Regions from separate parts of the Homo sapiens genome. Here region 1 is linked to region 2. Evidence: chromatin loops called from intact Hi-C (ENCODE). Cell type or tissue: MCF 10A. All regions are shown on one strand. Each heading gives the region's core, and the rest is flanking DNA. Links, peaks and the distances in the headings are about the cores only.

What was found. A loop is a pair of places that touch in the nucleus more often than their neighbours do. Peaks named below come from ENCODE experiments on the same cell type or tissue, not always from the same donor. Only the 100,000 strongest peaks of a DNase experiment are listed, where the experiment ranks them.
Region 1: a loop joins it to region 2, with 10 times the contacts of the local background. A loop is called at or near these places in 3 of 110 quality-filtered maps.

What each region holds. Positions count from the first base shown.
Region 1 is chr5:4,528,919-4,537,261 of GRCh38, forward strand. No RefSeq gene overlaps it. Among named protein-coding and RNA genes, the nearest start is that of LINC02114, 240 kb to the right of the region's middle. In MCF 10A, for the core only: no CTCF peak of the experiment used is centred there; a DNase peak (open chromatin) is centred at 4,743.
Region 2 is chr5:4,847,809-4,856,151 of GRCh38, forward strand. The region is part of intron 1 of LOC107986400 (a long non-coding RNA gene); the gene reads right to left. Among named protein-coding and RNA genes, the nearest start is that of LINC02114, 78 kb to the left of the region's middle. RefSeq lists an enhancer at 7,140-7,641. In MCF 10A, for the core only: no CTCF peak of the experiment used is centred there; no DNase peak of the experiment used is centred there.

The DNA.
Region 1 (8,343 bases), core at 96-8,095, 320 kb before region 2:
TCTACATACTCCATGAGAACTAAGAGAGGTCTGATGCGTTCTAATCTGAGAATTTCATTCCAAGAACTGAAAACACGTATGGAAACAGCATGAGGAAAGGCTTCTGAGACTTGGGACCTCAGACGCATGGGACTTCAACATCCACAGCATTCAACTTTCGATCGAAAACCTTTTTTAGCGAAAAAGTAGGAAAGTATCCTACATGCCATGATGTGTCTCCAAATGGGAATTTAGATATCTGGTCAAATTTAGGTACGTGTTTGAACTAAAAATCCTCCAGAAAACAGGGTGTGGTAGTGCCAAGCAATGCCGGGACTTTGGGGAGACTCTCAGGGCAGCTAGATAGTTTGCAATTACCTTTGAAATAATTAGAATTTTTGCTTTACCTTCGCATTTCTTTTACTGTAACATTTCAATAGATTATAAATTTGTTCAAGGTTGTAGTCAGGTTTACTTAACTAACAGAGTGGTCTTTAGAACATAAAAAAATGTCTCAGGGGTCCCAACTTCAGTGCTAAAGAATTATTTGAAAACTAGCAAGGAGTATTCCTAAAAGGAAAACAGCTCCCCAGAGCTACAGACCCACACTTAACATCCCTGTGCTCCTTGAAGGGACACATAGGCTCTAGCCCACAGCACAGTAGGGATTAATAGGATATTAAGTGTCCAGGCTCCCACCTCAGAGGGCTTGTGGTCAGGCTATTAATAGGCTTTAACCACATGGTTGAGGTTTATTTGGGGACCTGGTACTTATCTCTCTATGCGCGTTACTTAACCTCTCTTCTCTTTTTGTCAATAGAACAATAGTAGCCATAATACAAATAAAGTAATATTAATTTTTATTAATAGTATGATTATTATAATCATGATAGTATCTACATTGTGAGTCTGTGGTATAAGGGGTAGAGTAGACAATACATTTAATAAACTTAGGAAAGAGCCTGGCTTATTCAGGAAAAGTAAAATAAGTAACTATTATTGTAGGTGAAAGCAGTTGCTTAAAATGCCATTACAAGGTTCAAAAATAATTAGTAAAAACTTACTTTTAGACTGCCTCTCTCAAACAATCCAGGTCCTAGTCAAATGATCACGATCTTCCTAGTTGCAGTTTGTTTAACTTGTAGGTGTCATGTAAGGGGAAGATTAGCTGCAATCTAGCTGTAAATGGATAGAAAGTGACCTTTGCTGTATTTTTATGTCTTGTTTCAAAATGTTTTCCACTATTGAGTTTCGTGTTGAAGTTACATCCTCTCATGATGCCCCAAAACTTACTGAAAACTTGGGTGATAGGAATGGAAATTAAACGATCAAATCAGTTCAACCAGTAAAAAAAGTTTATGCAAAGCAGGACAAATGGCAGATCACCAGACTGTCAATCATGACTTTTCCTTTGTCTTTAAAAAGCTTCTTCTATAAACAGTTTTCCTAAATGCTTTGATCACTTCATTTGGATAATGCCAATAAAACCGTTAGCATTGACTGAGCATTACTAAACAGTAACACACGGTATTTATGTCACTCTTCACAAAATCGTGTGAGACTGATATATATTATAATCTCAATAAATATCAAGGAACCAAGAACTAGAGAATTTAATTCCAAATTTTGTACATTCTACAGCTGATACCTAGGCTGCCTCGAAATACGTCACATCTCATTGTGTTGCTATATGACCGCTTTATGTTTTGACTTCGAATAAAAATTCTGAGGATTTTAATCTCAACCTAGTCATTGTCAATCATTTTCCCTTAAAATTTTATACATTTTGTTACTATCGCGTAGAAAGAGGAATTTTGTGGAAGTAAACAAATTGTCACTTTGAACCATAAGTATCTTGATTTTAAGAAAATTATTATTTAAAAGATACATTTTTAAATATTTCCAGATAGCTTTAGAAATGTATGACCAGATTACCTATGAAAATATGGTAATTACTTTAACCTAAGGAAAACTGTGTACTAACCTACTGATTTGTCCTACACAAGTGATTATCAAGACGTGTTATTTTATCTATAAAGGAGGAAATCTCAGAATATCTTGATGATTTCTTAGTTCTGTTAACCATATTTCATGCTGGAGAATATTTGGGCAGTCAGTGGATTGTAAATGCAGCTCTCAGATGAAGGTTTAAAGGAGTGTCATCCTTGCGGGTGTGGGATGGAAACAAGCAGAACTTATCATTTTGCTGGTTTGTTATATTTTAAAACAGGAATGCGCACCTTGGGTATGACTGTGAGCCTAATCTAACGTTATTCATCTCTGCATCCCTGCTGCTGTCTACGGCTGGTCGCTGGGACATGACCCGGGCTTCCCTTGCTGACACAGAGGATGGGCCTCCCTGGGACTTGGGGCACTGAGTGGTCTTGGCCTTGGTGATTGTGCTGGGGACAGAGGGCAGGGGTCCCCTCAACACTTCAATTTCACCCAACCGTGTGTCAATGAGCAGGAATTTCACACCCTCTTTTGAGAGGAAAAATAAAGCAGAACACTTCTAAAGCCACCCTGCATCCCCATGAGGCGTGATGGACCCTGACACAGCCCGGAGAAGGCCGGGCATTCGGCCGACTCCTTGTTATGGTGACCTTGAAAACACGATGGGAAATCTGGAGAGAAAAGCAATTTCATCTTTGAAATTACACACTGCTCTGCTCATTCATCTTGATAAGCACTTTTAAGGAATAATAATAAAAAAAAGAGGTGGGAATATTGCTGCTATAAGGGCGGCGGAGGCCTCCCTTCTGTAGAGTCAGTCGTAAATTTAGATGTTCAAAGAGGCATTTGATTTCTATTGTGAAGCTAAATTGGCCACTTTACAAGGTTGAAAAAAGAAAAAGAAAAAAAAACATAGAAGAAAATTTGTTTAAAACAAAATTATTTTGTATTCTATTTTTAAAATGTAAACATTCTGACTGTGATGTTTATTTAAATAGAAACCCTACCCTCTATTTTGTTCTTATACTTGCCATTGGGTTGATTTACTGTGTGTGTGTTGTGTGTGTGTGTGTGGTCTTTGCCCTGAGGGGAAAAGGAACCCTACCAACTCACCAGTGTAATTATCAACTCCTTGAACTCACATAGTTTGGGTCTGTCTCAAACACGCTCAAAATAATGCAACACCTTACACAAAATCTGCTCTCCCTGTAGTCTGGAATGTTTCACTGTTACAGGAATAACAGGTCCCTCTTTGGAATCCAGCGCTGATAATACTCTCTCCCTGTTATCATGATTCCTCACTGAGAAAGGAGGTGAGAGCTGTAGTTTTAAACCCAAGAGGAGGCCATAGCAGGCAGACACTACGAACAAAGGCATGAAGCAGGTTGTGTCCCAATTAGAAGAGAACAGGGCAAGCCCTGAACTCATGCTGAACACAGTGAAAAGTCTGCAGCCCACACCTGCCACCTCCTCTAACAAGAAAGAGAGCAGGGGCTATATCTGGAAGTTCCTGGCAGTTAACAGATAGAAGAAAAAACACAACTTCAAAAATCATCCCTTCTCTTTACTGAAGACCCCCTCAGGAGAACTCTTGGAAGGAATCCTGTGACCTGCCAGAGTGAGCAGTCAGTCAGCAACCTGGGGTAAGACCTCCCCAATACAGTGTGCTGTGCCGTTCCGTGCACCACATCCGATCTTGAAAAGACCAGAACAGGCTCGGTGACAGCTGCCTGTGAGTGATAGTGATAAGGAACAAAATGCCTAATGGGCACTGGAGTCTTCCCACCTCACGCAGAAAAGCCAGGAAGACAGTGGAATCTCCTGTGATTGTCTCCGGGTACCTCTGGAGCAGCGCCTGGCATGCAGGGCTGGACGGCAACCCTCCACTGCCACGTGCACTCCAGGGGCGCCTTTGCGCACTTCAGCTTGCTACACAGATAATTTCTCATGCCATGGCTGGGAGAGAGAGAAGGCAGTTGTGCCACCAAAGCCTGCAGATCATATCACAGATGACATCCTCCCTGACTCAACGCTGTGCCGAGGAGTCTGAAGCTCCCATCTGCAGAGGGTGTCCCCCTGAGCATGGAGAGCATTCAGTGAGGTTTTCACTGATACTGATGCTGGGTTCTCCTTCTGCCAACCACAAGCTTTGAGATTTGGGGTCAATTATGTCTTCTTTATAATGGGGATAAAAACAATATATAACCACACAAGGCCCTGTAGGTGTGAATTGCTTGGAGCACATGTGTGATGCAGATTCCTACTAAGAGTGTCTATTTTCCTATAGACATGTACTACCTGGAGAAGATGCCTTGCACGAGAAGATTTCTCCTACTTTCCTCATCTTCTTACACTCAGTAATGATGGTAACACTGAAGAAAGATACGATCATAAGAATAACTACAATTGAGATGTGATTAACTCATTGCATTATTTATTTTGTCCTGGCTCCAGAGCAGTTTTTGAGATCAACTTTCTCAAACAGCACCATTTACATGCTCCTCCAACCTCATCAGTAACATTCATGACACTGTAAGGGCGTGCATGTGTATTGTGCTTACGTACTGACACAAACCCAGCCAACAGGTTACGGATCCATACTCCAAAATAGTGAGATGAATTTAATCAGCTCTTGTATTTAATTTTCCTTTGCCCGCTTAAGGGACTTTAGATTTGAACTGAGAAGGAGAAAGTTGGCTGGAATTCATCTATGGAGAACTGATATTCTTCAGAAGCACAATAAGATGGAATTAAGGACCGGCTTGTGTGAGGATGTAGCTGATGAAATAAGAAACAGTGTAGCCTTTGGCCGCTTCCCAGACTACTATGGGAATTTCCCAATTGCTTTGTCTGGGATTAGTTTTGACATCTCCAAATTTCCAAGCAAATCTCTCACAGGAGAAAAGAATAAATGCTGTTTATTGTTGAGGGGAAATTTAGCTCCTCTTTGAAGGTAATTATTCTTTTCAAAAGATAAGGATCTCCCCTCTCCTTTAAAATCACTGAAAACCCCTTGCAGGGTCTCCAGAAGTGTGTGGTTTACTGCATGGCAGACACCCACTGATGACTCATTTATTTCTCAATTAAGTCTTAAACATGAAGGGCAGATTCTTTCACTCCTAGAATCTGGGAGCTGGGGAGAGAAGCACTTCATTAGTTGAATGAAGAGATAATCTGTAGATAGAATTTGAGAGATTAGGAAAAGAAGCTGACTTCTGGGTAATAACACATTAATTTAATATGACCAGAACATGTTTAATACCCAAGGAGATATTTTCAGTAATATTTTAAAAACTAAGTTCTTCATTTGATTTATTCATCCGGTAATTCACCCTTGATGAAGGATTACGGTAGAACAGTATTGAGTTCTTGATTTCAAATAAAACTGGGTGAATGTGCAAAAGGTGTGCAGAAGGCAGGATTCATTACTGAAGCTTTGATCTTGTGTGGTATGATTCTGGTGCCAACAATACAGACTCAGACTGAAGGTAGAGCATGGATGTTGATATGGCACAGTGGTGACTTGGGAAGATGCACTATGGCAAGGAATAGACGTCCACGTAGTATTCTTGCAGCATTCTAGGCACTAGAGATATGTGGGAAATGGGCAGTGTGAGCATGTGCTGCCACTGATGGTGAGGGAGGGGTTCCTGAGGGTGAGGGGCTCTGTGTGAAGGCCGCACAGACTCTTCCATTGCACACAAAGAATTTCTCATCTCTTGAAGGGAATGGACAGAAAATGCTAAAGACTAAGTCTGTGACACAGTAGCTGACTTTCAAAAAAATGTAAACACCCAACCAAAGCAGGTCTGTTCTGCCAAGATCTGGACCTTGGTTGGGAAAGTCTGGGATGCTGCCTGTGGGCTAAATGCATCTTGGAGAATGCTCCCTATATTAATCCATTCTCACATTACTATAAAGAAATACCTCAAACTGGGTAATTTATAAAGAGGTTTAATTGACTTACCATTCCCCAGGCTGTACAGGAAGCCTGGTTGGGGAGGCCTCAGGAAACTTTCAATCATGGTGGGAAGGGAAGCAAGAGGAAGTTTCCATGGTTGGAGCAGGAGGAAGAGAGAGAGGAGGGAGGTGCTACACACTTTTAAACAACCAGATCTTGGGAGAACTCACTCTCTCACGAGAACAGCACCAAAGTGGAAGGCAATTAGATCATTCTCTCGAGAATTCACCCCCATTATCCAATCACCTCCCATTGGGTCCCACCTTTAACCTTGGGGATTACTATTTGACCTGAGATTTGGGCGGGGACACAGACCCAACTATCACTCCCACAGCTTTTGACTCCTCAGATGCCCTGAACTGCCAACGGGCAGAATCATCCCATGATTTCTGAGTATATGGCAGTGAGTCTACCTTACTTGGACACAGTGCAGAGGCCCCTCCCCCACAAGGTAACTGGGGCCCTCTGCAAGGCCTGAATGTTTATATTCTCCTGAAGTCCATAGGCTGAAATCCTAACCTTCAAAGTGGTGGTATTAGAAGGTGAGGTCTTTGAGTTGTGAGGGTGGAGGCCTCATGAATGAGATTAGTGCCAGTATAAAAGTGGTCCCAGGGAGCTCCCTCACCCTTTCCACCATGTGAGGACACAGTGGGAAGGTGCTGTATATGAACCAGGAAGTTGGTCCTCACCAGACGCCAAGTCAGCTGGGACCTTGATCTTAGACTTTCAGCCTCTAGAACTGTGAGCAATAAACATCTGTTGCTTATAAGCCACAGAGTTTATGGTATTTTTGTAACAGCAGCTCAAATGGACGAAGACATTCATTCCCTCAGAACTTGCCACTACTTTGCAGCCCTTTCAGTAGGCCCATGATGAGGGTTTAGTTGCAGCATAAGTCACTGGGAAATGTTTTGGGGAGATGTCATGGGTCAACGTGTGGCTCACTAAAAGATATGTGGAAGTCTAAACCTCAGTGCCTGTGAATGTGACCTTATTTGGTAATAGGTTCTTTGCAAATGCAATCAAGTTAGGATGAAGCCATTAGGCTGAGTCCCAAACCAATACAATTGGTCCCTTCATAAGAAGAAGAAAACATCGTGTGAAGACAGACGCACCAGGAGAAGACCAGGTGACAAAAGAGACAGAGGCTGCAGTGATACCCCTGCAAGCCAGTGAACAACAAGGAATTCACCCAGACTCCCTCAGGGAGTGTGGCCCTGCTGGCTTCCGTATTTCAGACTTCTGCCCTCCAGGACTATGAGAGACTAAATTTCTCTTGTTTTAAGCCACCCAGTTTGAGGAAATTTGTTATAGCACACACAGGATATTTCTACAGGAGGAAAGGGACTGAATTCCAAAGGATCTTCAAAATGTAGCCAGCCTGCACCAGCAGAAGCCAGGAGGATATACCTAGGATTGTATTTTGAAGGTGCTTGATTAAGGAAACTAGAACATAAAATTTACATGAAAGAGTATATTGGCTTGGGAGTGCTCTTCCTCTTTGTAGGATTTACCACCTTTTCAAGGATGCCAGGGAATTGTGCAGACTTGCTACTAGAATTGCTCAGACAAGCCTGGCCAAAGTGATTGCCCAGTCTTCAAACAGCTGCTATGCCAGCATTGCTGTGGTGGGCCACGGAGGGAGGGATTGAAAGGCTTAGAAAGTGTGCTTGCTGGAATGGATATAGCCTGGTAACCCACCACATTTTCAGGAAGGCTGAAGGACTCACACTTTCCCCAAGCATAGAAGGACACAAGCATCTATAAAGCTTTCAGGGGTGGCCCTCACCTGCAGGCCTGGGCTGAGAGGAGAAGAGGACAATAGGGCTCCTCTCACTGCTAGCAATGGAGTTGACTGGACCCTGAGACAATGAGGCAATGTGCTGGTGCCAAGGAATGGCACTTTTCTTAATGACTAGCCGGCTTTAAGCAGCATCCTAGGGGTCCTGACTCACACAGGGTAATTGAGATGGTTACGATGATACAGCAGGTCTACATGGGCTTCAGGCCAAGGCACTGACAGCTTAGAGCAGCAGAAGGTGTCAGTGTGGATGACCAGGAGACTGAGGACCCTCTCTCCAAAGACAGCTTGCTCCCTTGCCCAGTGTCCACACCTGAGCCCATTTCAGACCCAGAACCCACTGACTGAAGAGATGTTGAGTTCCCAGGAGTGAAGATCAATCTTATCACACCATGACAAGTAACATGGGATGATTCTCTCCTCTGTCTTTCCTGAAGAGACCTATGGACATTTACCCAGGAATCTGTGCCTGCAGGAAAGGGATATATATTGACAATGATTGGACAAGGTATCCGGAATTACATTGATACTCAAAGATAAAAGTTCATCACACTTTCCGTACACAGAAGAGTACATGTTGACACAGAATGGCTGGGCTCCCAGCTAAACCCCACCCTTAAGTCTGGAAGTGTGACCCTAAGAGAAAACA
Region 2 (8,343 bases), core at 58-8,057:
CAGCCCGCTCAGATCAGGTTACCATAGTTTATGTACTTTATAAACTGAGCAAGATAAATAGTGTGTTAAGGCTTTATGGACTTGTTATGACAGCTAATTTTGTATTGCCTGACATAGTATCTGAGCAAATGTACAGATGTTCATTCATTTTCACTCCACTATAGATACTGTAAATTGAGTAACTCTGGAAGTCCAGTCATAACAGCTGACAAATATCCCTGCTACCTAGAAGAATGAAAGTTGTAAGTCACTGGACTTCAACCAAGAAAGTTAGCAGGGAACATGGGGGCCCATGCATCTTTTTAATGATTGCATTGCAGAAATCTACTGTGGGTTTCCTATGACAGTCTACCTGGTGGCTCAGAGGACACCTAATGAATCAGCCATAACTTTAAGTGACGTAAGGCCTGACAAATGAGGGGCTGCTGGCGTGCCTTTGAGTTTATCAGCCTCTCCGTGAAACCACCCATTGTGATCCAAACCTTGCCTTTGTTTTCTCCTTTACTGTGATCCCTTCCTAATTTTAAAAGGGTCAAATAGCTTTTACTGAACACAATGGCAGGCAGTCCTTCCTAAAAGTGTCACATGGCACATGACCCTAGCATATTTTCCTGCTCTTGAAGCTGACCAATCATTCTAAAGGGATTGTTTCCCAAATGTTATTCTCTGCAAAACATGCCAATATTTATTTGATTCTTATCCACAGGCTACTTATGACAGTTCATCTTTGATTTGAGGCTGATTAAAACATAATCTCCATGATAAAATACCAATTTTAAATATTTTCCATTTATTAAAGGGAATGCAGGAGTATCTCATAGCCTATATACATCAATAATTCCATGTAACTATTTGTACTGCTTATGATTTCCCATTTTCCATATGATTCTTGATTCCCAATCAAGAATCTCATGATTGTTGGTTTTCTTGGGGTGTATTTTAAACATCTTTGAAAATAAAGAATTTTAAAGAATATAAATGATAGAACTGATTAGATTATATATCTATATCATGTGCATTTTTGTTTGCTTTGAGTGTACGACTTAAAAATGTTTATGTCATTTTAAAGAGTAAAACAATAAATCAGTATTTTCAGATGCTCTTTGAGATTATCACGTCCACATTTGGTGTGTGTGTGAGGGTGTGTGGGACTTCTTTCACCCTTGGCTATAAACCAGAGGAAAGCAGTGATTAAGGTAATTGTGATGTTGTGAGGTTTTGTTGTTTTTCACTTATGTATATGTTTGTTGCTTGTTTTTGCTTATGTATATGTCTTTATGTATATATTTGCTTTTTAATGATAAATTGTGAGGAACAGAAACCAACACCAAAAAAGAATTGAATTGTAAATTGAGTCTAGTATTTATATTATTGTGCAAACAATATGAATAAAGCAAATTTCTTGTCATCATGGTGCTTCCCTTTACTGGAAAAACAAACAATAAAAAATTAAATATATACTACAATCTGAATTTCTCTAAAGACAAAGCAAGGTAAGATAATACAAAGAGAATATGGGTGACTTTTGTAGAAGAGTAAGGGAGAATATCTATGTGCACAAATGCAGAAAATAGTGAAAAAACATTTTTTTAAATATGAGTCACCTTTTTAAGCAACAACATTTAATAAGATAGTATTTAAATCTTAAGTATCAGCATTGCTTTTACCTCTAACTGTGTCCCAATATAACACACAACCAAATAACACTTTAACATCCATCTCAAACTTTTTTCCATTTCTAGTTTGCCAAAATTTGTGGAAGCATCCTTCCTGTCAATATCGTAAGACAGTATTTCAACTAGACAAAGAGATTTATCTATATGCACTTTCATCCATGCCTCAGTTGATTTTATGTTGCTTTTTTCATATTTCTTTTCCTATATTCCTGAGGAAATATTTTCAGAAAGAAATTTGGAAGGGTAAATGATACCTCTATGTTGAGAACCAATGGAGATGTTGAAGTAGGTTTTCTTAATGGAGAAGAGACATTGTAAGGTTCTTCAGAGAAAGTGTTGACAGATGATAATGATGATAATGATGGTGGTGGTGGTGGTGATGAAGAAGATGATGGTGATGATGATGATGATCGCAGAATCAACCAGAATGATGTTAAAGGGGACAAAAGGACCCAATAGAAAAGTTGGATATTACATGACATAAAAACAGAGATGACATTAGTCCTGAAGTTAAGGGGCTAGCTCATGCTCTGCCTTTACTTAACCAAATGACTCTGGGTTCCTCCCTTAAATTACCTGAGAATTGGATTTTTCTAATGTGGGCAAATGGGAGATATCAAGGCATGTTTGCCCTTCCCATAGGTGAGTAGTAGATTTTATTATATATGTAGTACTTTTTGCTGAGCCCAAAGATTTTTTTCAGCCTTTATTTTAGATTCAGGGGATACATATGCAGGTTTGTTACCTGGGTATACTGTGTGATGCTGAGGCTTGGGGTACAAATAAACCGGTGACTCAGCTACTGATAAGTACCTAAGAGTTAGTTTTTCACCCCTTTCCCCGCTCCCTCCCTCCCCCATCCAGTAGTCCCCAGTGTACCTTATTCCCATCTTTACAGCTCTGAATGCCCAATGGTTACCTCCCTCTTATAAGTGAGAACATGCAGTGTTTGGTTTTCTGTTCCTTTGTTAAGTTACTTAGGATAACGGCCTCTAGCTATATCCATGTTGCTGCAAAGAACATAATTTCATTTTTTGTTATGCTGAGCTCAAACTTAATTCCAGAATACAAGGTATATATTGTAAATTGATTAGATATACCCTTAAAGATGAAAACACATCAAGGATATTTTTGGTGGAGTGTTAGGAGGCACAAAATGTGAAACTGAAAGTATTCTAAGATCCAACATTATATAAATGGCAGTATTTCTGTCTTCTTTTAAACTGAATATTTTTTTTATATATACCCTAAATTTCTTCATTCATTCATCTGCCTATGGACACTTATGCTGATTCTATATCTTGACCACTGTGAATAATGCTACCATGAACACAGGAGTGCAGATATCCTCAAGGGGGGCTGATTTCCTTTTCCCTGGATATGTAACCAGAAGAATTGCTGGATAACATCATAGCCCTAAAAGAAAAATTAAGGAGCTTCTATACTGTTTCCTTATATAATGGCCATTCCAATTTACATTCCCAACCGTGTGTTTTCTCTTCTCCACACCCTCTCCATACACTTGTTGTCTCTTCTCCTTTTTACAGTAGCCATGTTAACAGTGAAATGATATCTATTGTGATTTTAATTTAATTTGCATTGTCCTGATTATTAGTGATGTTGAGCACTTCCTCACATACTTGACCATTTTTATTTCTTCTTTCGAAAAATGTCAATTCAGGTCCTTTGTCCATTTTTTAAATTGGATTATGTTTTATTTTTGCTATTGAGTTTTGTGAGTTCCTTATTAATTTTGAATGTTAACCTCTTAACAGATACATGGTTTACAAATACTTTCTTCCAATCTATAGCTAGATTATATACCATGACAAGTAGGATTTATCTCTGGCATGCAAGGTTGGTTTAACTATGCAAATCAATCAATGTGATACATCATATTAGAAGAATAAAGACAAAAATCACATAATGTCAACAGATGCAGAAAAAAGAATGACAAAATTTAACAACTTTTTATAATAAAAACTCTAAAAAATGTATATGACAATTTTCTTGACATAATAAAGGCCATTTATATAGAGCTTATTGCTAACAGCATAAAAAATTGGGAAAAACTGAAATCATTTCCTCTATGATCTGATACAAGGAAAAGACTTTTTCACTTCTTTTTAACATAGTACCAGAAGTACTAGAAAGAACACTCAGACAAAAAATAAATAAGTAAATAAATAAATAAATAAAAGGCATCTAGAAAAAAAAGAAGTAAAATTAGGCCTGTTTAAAGATTTCATGATTCTATAGCTAGAAAACTTTAAAGACTCCATACACACACACACACACACATGCACACACATACACAAACTGTTAGAACTAGTAAATAAGTCCAGTAAGGTAGCAGGATACAAAACCAATATAAAAAAATCAGTTGCATTTAATTACACTGATAAAAATATATCTGAGAAAAAATAAAGGAAACAATTCCATTTATAATAGCATCAAAAAAGAATAAAATACTTAGAAATAAATTTAACCAAATTAAAAAAAATTTACACTGAAAACTATGAAACATTGATGAAATAAATTGAAGTTACAAATAAATGAAAAGATAGATCATGTTTATAATTTAGAAAAATTAATATTGTTAAAATGACCATAAAGCCATAGCAATATACAGATTCAGTGCAATCCCTATCAAAATCTTAATAGCATTTTTTTACAAATATAAAAGGACAGTGCTAAAATTTTTATGGAGCCACAAAAGACTCTGAATAGATAAAATAATCTTGACAGGAAAAAAAAGTTGGAGGCATCATACATCACACTTACTGATTTCAAGTTGCATTACAGAGCTATGATAATCAGAACAATATGGTGAGCATAAAAACAACACATGGACCAGTGAAACAGAGTAGAGAACCCAGAAATAAATCCAAGCATGTATAGTTAGCTGATTTTTACAAAGGCACCTAGAAGACACCGTAAGTAAGGAAAGGATAATCTCTTCAGCAATGGTGTTGGGAAAACTGGATATTCGTAGGCAAAAGAAGTAAGTTAACCCCTTACCTTACACCATACACTAATGTCAAATCAAAAGTGAATTTAAAACCTGAATATAAGACTTGAAACCATACAATTCCTGAAAGAAAGCCTAAGGGAAAAGCTTCCTGATATTGACCTTGGAAATAATTTTTTGGATATCACACCAAAACCACAGGCAACAAGAGCAAACCTGGAAAAATGATCTGAAATGAAACTAAAACGCTTCTGCACAGCAAAGAAACCCATCAACAAAATTAGAAAATCCAAATGCTCTTTAAAGGTTCTCAAACAACAAGAGTAACTGAAAGATTAATATGAATCTTATTTATACTTAGCCCAAAATCGATTCCATTGAAATATAAAATAACTAAAATCTTAAATTGTGATTAAGATAATCCTTCCCTACTATATCTTCTGACCTTATTACTTATATTCCTATTTCTCCATTGTCATATTTAATAATTATTTCTGTTCTATAACCATAATTTCCATGATGCTCTTTCTTTAGTTTTATGTTTAAGTTGATTCATCTTTTCTCCAATTTTTTTACTTATTTATTGGCAAGTGGGAATTAGCAAATATGTATTTTATTTAAAAAACTCTTGCAATCTCTATCCCTTGAATTACTAAAGTTAAAATATATGCATGTGTTCTTTGTATTTGAATAACCATTTGGCTTGTTACTTTTTGCTATATTTACTTTTTAACATTTTGTTTTTTAATAATTATAGACCCACAGGACATCTCAAAAACAGTCTATGAAGTCCCTTGAGCCATTCACCCAGTTTCTCCCAATAAGGACATCTTACATTAATCTGGAATAAGATCAAAGCTGGGAAACTGGCATTGGCACAATATGGTTAACTGGACTACAGTCTTTATTCAGTTGTTACCAGTTTTTCATGCATATATTTGTATGTGTGTGATGTGTGTGTGCGTGTGCAGTTACATGCAATTTGATCCTGAGTGTTAGAACCACCACCATCAGTAGACAGATGAGTCATTGCTTTAGACCAGTGGTCCCCAAGCTTCTTGGCACCAGGGACTGGATATGTGGAAGATGGTTTTTCTATGGACAGGGGTGGTGGAGATGGTTTTTTGAGATGAAACTGTTCCACCTCATATCATCAGGCATTAGTTAGATTCTCATAAGGAATGTGCAACATAGATCCCTCACATGCACAGTTCACAATAGGGCGTGTGCTCCTGTGAGAATCGAATGCCATGGCTGATCAGACGGGAGGTGGAGTTCAGGCAGGAATGCTCACTCACCTGCTGCTCAGTCAGTTCCCAATAGGCCACAGATCAGTACAGCTCCATAGCCCCGGGGGTGGGGGACCCGTGTTTTAGAGGATCTCCCTCTGCAGCCAGTTATATCTCCATCCCAGTTCCCTGCAACTACTTATGTGTTCTCAATCTCTGTATCTTTCTTATTCCAACAAAATTATATAAATGGGCTCATGTGGCATATACAATTTGAGATTGGCTTTTTCACTAAGCATAATTCCCTGGATATTAGTTGTTACAAGCATCAGAGGTTTCTTCCTTTTCATTGCTGAGTAGTTTTCCATGGTATGGATGGCCTATGCTTTGCTTAACCATTCAGTCACTGAAAGACAACTTGGTTGTTTCTGGTTGAGGGCTATTCTGAGTAAAGCTGCTATGACCATTCATGACTAGATTTCTGTGTCACTAACAGGTTTCCTTTCTTTAAAACAAATGTCCAAAAGTGCAAATGCTGGGTTGTATAACAAGCATTTTTTATTTAAAAATCTGACAAACTGTTTTCCGGAATGGCTTTGTCACTTTCCATTTCCAAAAGCAGTGTAGGAGTGAGCTAGTGGCCCTGCAGCTTCACCAGCAGTGGGTATTTTCACCTTGCTGGCAGATGTGTCCTAGTATTTCAGAGTGATTCTAATTTATATTTCCTTCATGGCTAAAGATATTGGGCATCTTTTCACACCCTCTGTAGCGAAATGGTTGTTTGTACCTATTGCCAAGTTTCTAATTGGGTGGTGTGCTGTTACTGTTGTTGTTTTATACTTCAGAGTTTTGAGAGTTCTTTAAGTTCTTTATATATTCTACTTACAAATTCGTTGACAAATTTGTTGTTCACAAGTATTTTCTCCAAGCTGTTACTTGTTTTTTCATCCTTTTTATGGTTGTTTGGAGAACAAACATATTTTAATTTTGAAGAAGTTCAATTTAGCAAATTTTTAATGTATGGATCATGCTGTTACTGTCACATCTAAGAATTCTTCACCTAGTGCAGGTGAAAATTTTCAAAATTGCTTTAGTTTTAATTGTTCTAGGCCTTTTGCCTTTCTATGCAAAGTCCAGAATAAGCTTATCTATCTCTACAAAAAAGTTCTTGCTGGAGTTTCGATAGGCATTGCATTAAACCTGTAGATAAATTTAGGGAAAATTCACGTCTTTAATATGTTGAGTCTTCCAGTTTATGGACCCTGCATGTTTCGTATTTATTTAGATCTTAGACTTCATCAGTGTTTTATAATTTTCAGCACTCAGACCTTTTACATGTTTGGTTTGATTTATACTTAAGTATTTCATTGTGTTTATTTTTCATCATCAGGTAATTGGAAGTGAAGTTCCAGTTAAAACTTTGCTTTTCAGACACAAAGGCTGCCGTTCCCCCTCTGCCTGGCTGCCACTCCCTCAGGAAAGCATTTGCAATTGCAAAGCATCTCTTTATCTGGGGAAAATTCCAGGCACTGAGACAAGCTAGTGCATAGTCGTGTGCATGGGCTGTTTTTGAATGGGGAGGGCGCTCCAGAACGTGGTGGCCTTGAGTAGGGTCTCTGAACAACAGCCGCAGGCTGGCCCTCACCTTTCACAACCTCTTCCTTTCATCCTCACTTAGGAACCACAGACTTTCTAGAAATACCTGGGTTGTCCTTAGGGTTTCTGTCAGTGGATAAAGAGGCCATAGGTTTTACAACAGAATGAAGGTAACTTGAAGGACACAGGGAATCAGTCTGTAGTCTCCTTAAATGTTCTCTTTGGATTCAGAGACACTTAAAGCAGAGAGAAGGATATCTCACAGCTCTTGTAAGGTACCGCGTGCCTACGCTTGGTTTGAGTGGCCGTTTGGATGTGGAATTTTTACTTTCATCAGCAGTTTCCTTGTGCAGAACACACGTCGTGAAGGGCTTCAGGGTGTCCAGAAGTTGAGGTGCGACATGTTGCAGGGACCAGTGTGTCATGAGTGAGGGAGACGCAAATCTCTGCACCCCATGGGATCATCCACATGGCCTGTGACACAGAGATGGCTCTGCAGCCTGAGAGTCCGCTCCCTGACAACCACAGGGATCTGGAATAGAGAATCACACTTGTGAGAGTGTGTGTACATTCATATATGTAATTTTTGTCTGATTTGTGGTTCACTAGTTTTTATTGGAATTCCTTTCTCTATTTTATAATTACACTAGCTCTAGTTTTTCCTTGTGGACATGAAACCTGACCCTCTCAGTACTAATTAGAGATGTCTAATGGGAAAACCACACATTCTACCAGTGTCCACCACAATAAGCCTTTCCAGTAATTGATGTACTCCAGTGGGTCACATTTCATTACATGAGGTGACTTCATAAACCGATTTGACAGGTTATGTGACCACATGATTCATCAACTTCACAACCAGGCTTGGGTG